Regions from separate parts of the Homo sapiens genome. Here region 1 is linked to region 2. Evidence: chromatin loops called from intact Hi-C (ENCODE). Cell type or tissue: heart left ventricle. All regions are shown on one strand.

The links. Hi-C counts contacts between places; a loop is a spot of excess contacts. Peaks named below come from ENCODE experiments on the same cell type or tissue, not always from the same donor. Only the 100,000 strongest peaks of a DNase experiment are listed, where the experiment ranks them.
Region 1: it touches region 2 in a loop (7-fold over the local background); 84 of 110 quality-filtered maps call a loop at or near these places.

The regions. Positions count from the first base shown.
Region 1 is chr1:30,921,511-30,924,010 of GRCh38, reverse strand. No RefSeq gene overlaps it. Among named protein-coding and RNA genes, the nearest start is that of SNORD103A, 13 kb to the left of the region's middle. In heart left ventricle, no CTCF peak of the experiment used is centred here; no DNase peak of the experiment used is centred here.
Region 2 is chr1:30,724,579-30,727,078 of GRCh38, reverse strand. MATN1-AS1 (MATN1 antisense RNA 1) reads right to left here. Exons shown (of 4, transcript NR_034182.1): 3 at 1,028-1,344; 4 at 333-836. Among named protein-coding and RNA genes, the nearest start is that of MATN1, 2.2 kb to the right of the region's middle. In heart left ventricle, no CTCF peak of the experiment used is centred here; a DNase peak (open chromatin) is centred at 1,248.

The DNA.
Region 1 (2,500 bases), 200 kb before region 2:
GTGTGTGCCTGTAGTCTCAGCTCCTCAGGAGGCTGAAGTGGAGGACTGCTTGAGCCCAGGAGTTCGAGATCAGCCTGGGCAACATAGGGAAAATTTATCTCTACAAAAAAAAATTTTTTTTTAATCAGCTGGGTGTGGTGGTACATTCCTGTGGTCCCAGCTACTCAGGAGGCTGAAGGAGGAGGATTGCTTGAGCCTGGGAGGTCAAGGCTGTGGTGAGCTGTGGTTGTCCTACTGCACATTCCAGCCTGGGTGACCAAGTGAGACCTAGTCTCCAAAAAAAGGAAGGTAAAATTAAGATTACTAAGGGCTAAGAATTTTAATTAACATATGCAATTCAAACTATTAGAAATAATAAGGTAAAAGAAAACAGCTGTATATAAAAGTGTACAAATAAAGTAGGTGTATTTAATAGGAAAAGTATACAAGGTATGTATTTTCATTAAAGACAAAAAGAATAATTTTGTCTTAAAGTAAGTTGACTGATTGTTCCAGAATAAAAAAGGAGAAAAAGACTGAGACAAAAATTGAATGGATACAGAAAATTGTGGAAGGTGTGTGAAAGAGAAACTTTTTGTGTGGTCAAACTACTAAGGTGAGATAGGTTTTATATATAACAGCTCAATAATGTGCTGAGGTCATTAGAATTCTGTTTTCTCTCTGTTAAAAGGACAACATGTTCTTGGAGTGTTGATTTGCTCTTGATTATGAACGTTTTTTTCTTTACCTTTTAAATAATTGCCCAAGAAAACAAAGATTGTGTTGTATTGAGATAATTTTTTTTTTTTTGAGACAGAGTCTCGCTCTGTCACCCAGGCTTGGCTTACTGCAACCTCCACCTCCTGGGTTCAAGGGATTCTCCGGCCTAAGCCTCCCAAGTAGCTGGAATTACAGGCATGCGCACACCACACACAGAGGTGGGGTTTCACCATGTTGGCCAGGCTAGTCTCAAACTCCTGGCCTCAAGTGATCTGCCCACCTTGGCCTCCCAAAGTGCTGGGATTACAGGCATGAGCCACTGCACCCAGCCTGATGTTGTTGTTGTTTTTATTGTCTTCCCTGCAGTCCAAATTATGTTGTTTTTTAGTAGGTCTTCGATTATTTGAGAAAAATTAGTCTTCAGTATTTAAAAAAAAGCCAAGCTTTAACTACGTAACTTTCTGTATTTGCCTTTAAAATCTTTTATCACTTTGATATTGTTTCACAATGACTTATGATCCTTTTTAATCAAGTGTTTCAAACATTTTGACATTTTTGACAGCTTCTCAAAATTAATTCTAAATTAAGTGTTTTCCACCTCACATTAACTTTGGGAGTTTCCAGAAGTGTCCCTGGAATATTTCAAAATAATTTATTTTCTCTCCTTGTAAATGAGAAGTGTTAAACTAATTAGGCTTATTTGATATGTTAATTGCATGGAAGATGTTGTCAAATAATAAGTGATACTAATCCTTCTTTAAGTTATATGTGTTATTGATATGAGTATCCCAGGAAATGTGTAGAATTCCTAGAAATCTGATATATCCTGGTATATTGTTATCAGTCATAAATCTAATTATTATCTTAAGATGCTATATGCCACAAAACACCAAATTTCCTTCCTGAAAGCATTTGAATGCCACTATGATACAAAAGCACAAGAGATTCATTAGAAAAGGCTGACAATACAGCTTTCTGATAAGATCATACTATGGAACTGTGTAAAAATTTCCAAAACTGTAATGGGAAACTGATGGACTCATAAAACTGCTAATCCAATATCAAGGAAAACAAAAATTAATTATATGAGACTAAACTGATGAAAATAATTTTAATTTTTTATGAGTTTTTCTTTGAAGCATTGCTGGTTCTAAGAAATGTTTTATTTTCTAAATTTAAGGAGACTTTTTTTCTCTTCCCTTAACTGTCTACAATAACAATTTGATAAAATATATCTTTGTAGGCCAGGTGCAGTGGCTCACACCTGTAATCCCAGAACTTTGGGAGGCCGAGGTGGGTGGATCACGATGTCAGGAAATCGAGACCATCCTAGCTAACACAGTGAAACCCCGTCTCTACTAAAAATACAAAAAAAAAAAAAAAAAATTAGCTGGGTGTGGTGGCGGGTGCCTGTAGTCCCAGCTACTCGGGAGGCTGAGGCAGGAGAATGGCCTGAACCCGGGAGGCGGAGCTTGCAGTGAGCCGAGATCACGCCATTGCAATCCAGCCTAGGCGACAGTGAGACTCTGTGTAAAAAAAAAAAAAATCTATATATCTATATATCTATATATATATCTTTGTAAACAAAAATGCAACATTTATCTTTCTCTCCCTACCTGATTACTCCAGAATTTGGAAACTCTTATTAAATATTTTTATTTGCAATATGAGTATTATCATAGGTTCAATAAAAATTGGTTCTCATAACAGAACATAATTGGGCAAGTTCTTAGTTTGGCTTCTTCAAGAAGTTTTAAAATACCTGTTCTGAGATTTCTCATTATCAGACAGTTTTTGAAAA
Region 2 (2,500 bases):
CACTGCATTTCTTCCTTACAACCTTCCTGTGGCATTAGCATTAGGATTCCAATGCTACTGACATGAAACAGGCAGAAAAAGGAGGGATTTACCGGAAGTCACCATGGCTGGCCTGTGACAGAGGGGGACTCAAGCCCAGCTCTCTTTGATTCTAAAGCCGTTTCACTTCACAGGATTCCTCAAAGTCTGTCGTGCATGCCACTGGCAGAAAACAAGAAAATTTTCAGTGATATGTGGATGAAAAAGCTAAATTTAATTAGTTTTGAATTTATTTGAATTTTATATTGAATGAGTGTTTATTGGAATAAATAAATAAACCGTACATCAAACCAGTGATTTCATGGCTATTATTTCTTATAAGGCAGAGAAATTTTTAAGAAGTGAGTTGGTTTAGAGTGAATTAAACAAAAAGATTAAATAAATACTGGTAAAGGCGTATATGGATACTGCCAAACAGCTGATGGTGGGCAAAGAGTGAAGGGGGCAGGCTGCCCCGGCTGATGTTGCATTTGTGTTAGCTAGGTCATTGCGAGATAACCAGGTTTGCTCTTTAGGGAAAGAGCTGATCCTGGGAGCACTGGGGAGGGAGTCCTGTGTGCTTCCCACTGAACCACACTGCCCAGGGGCCTCTCCGTGGATCACAGATGCTCTCTCTTGCATGAAACACTAACGGCTTTAAGTTTCTGGAAGCCCGAGGGATGTGAAAACAGGAGGAGGGAACAGCAGAGCCCTTCACAGCTGCCTGTTTGACTTGTGAGCAACCTTGCAGAAGGCCCCTTCGTGCATTTTTTTTTCCTTCTGGCTCATACCGGACACACTGTTCTCAATTTTGAGTCCTGGGGAAAAATGTTTCACATTTAAAAAACACAAATATTGATTTTCTTTCCTTAATGTATATGCTGAACTTTTAGATCTCCTCTCCACCACCGCCCCCAGGCCTTGCCCCTGTTATAGAATGCCAAAGCTGCCTTTTTTTTTTTTCTGGTGGTGTTCGGGGGGGGACCCATCTCTGTTCCTGAAAAGTTACCTGTAGTGTATTTCTGCAGCTCTGCTAATGAGCGGAGAAGTGACACAGAGAAGGCGCCTGTGTTCTTCCGAGGAGCCCATAGAACTGCCATTCAGAGGTGGAGCTGAAAGGGCTGTTTCATGGGCCAGCTGCTGCCCAGCTAACGGAGCCTTGTGCCCTGAGCCCTGGACACAGCCCTGGCCGTCAGGGGGGTTGGGGTGGGGGGAGCAGTTGGTGAGGAGACCCCAGCTCACGTTCTCCTCGTTCACCTCCAGCATGGCACGAGGACAGCATTGCGTTTCTCACCGCTGGTCACCGTGGATGGCCCTTGTGTGACCCTGGGTGGTTTATAGGGAAATGGAACAGGTTCGTAGTTAGTTTTCATTCATTCCTTCATTTGCTTACCAGAGATCCTGTGCCAGGCACCATGCTGGGTCCCAGGGATTCAGTGGTGACTGAGACGGGCAAGCCCCCTGCTCGGAGGGAGCTCACGTCCTTGGGGAGACAGGTAACACCTTAATTACACCATTTTGGGAAGGGAGAGGCACCACCATCATCACACCTTGCAGCATCTCTGGAGAAGAATTCGACTTCAAAGTTGTAGCAGAAAAAGGAATCAGCAGCTTCAAGTGGTTTTTGGAATTGGGGAGGGCAGTGAATTAGGCACACATGAAATATAAGGGGAAAAAGTCAGAAGGCAATGCTCTTAACCTCCTCCTTCTCTAACACTGGTGCAAAGGGGAGTGAGGCCTGAGCTTTAGGCTTGGCTCTGCCCCTAAACTGGCTGGTGGCTTCGGGTAAGTCAGTGAACCTCTCTGGGCCTCAGTTTCTCCATCTGACAAATGGGCCAAGAGACTCAAATCTGCTGACTTCACAGGTTTGTTGGGTGAGCAAATGAGATAGAGTGATAGAATGAGTAACTGCCATGTCAAGGGTGGAAGGGATTGTTATAATTATTGCTAAAGAGTGTGGTAGCGGTGAGTTGGGTCTGCTGCACCCAGCAGTCGCTTTTTGTCTGTACATTTCCTTTTATTGAGGTATAATTTACACAGAGTGAAGTGCATAGGTCCCAAGTCTTAGGATTCTGCCTCCTGGAGCAATGACAATCCTTTAACTCCATTTCCACTTCTGTCCCCCTCTTGCCCCTCACATGGGGCAGGCAGATCAAGAACGACCATTCCCACTGCACCATGGCAAGCTGAGGCTCAGAGAGGTTAAGTCACCAGCTCCAGGTCACACAGCCAGTTAGGAGCAGAAGTGGCTTTGAACCTGGATCTCTCAGGTAGCCAAGCCCATGCTCTTTCTGCTCTATCTCATGAACTACTTGACCCAAATGCAAAGAAGGGGATCGTTCCTGCTGATGTTACTTTGTTTAGAAGGCTTTATCTTTGCCTTCTCTGTGCTGGGCCTGATGCAGAGTTGAATCCACTGGCTGACAGGTGAGGTGGGCCAAGCAGGGACCCACAGGGGGAAGAGATGGGCAGGGAGAAGCCA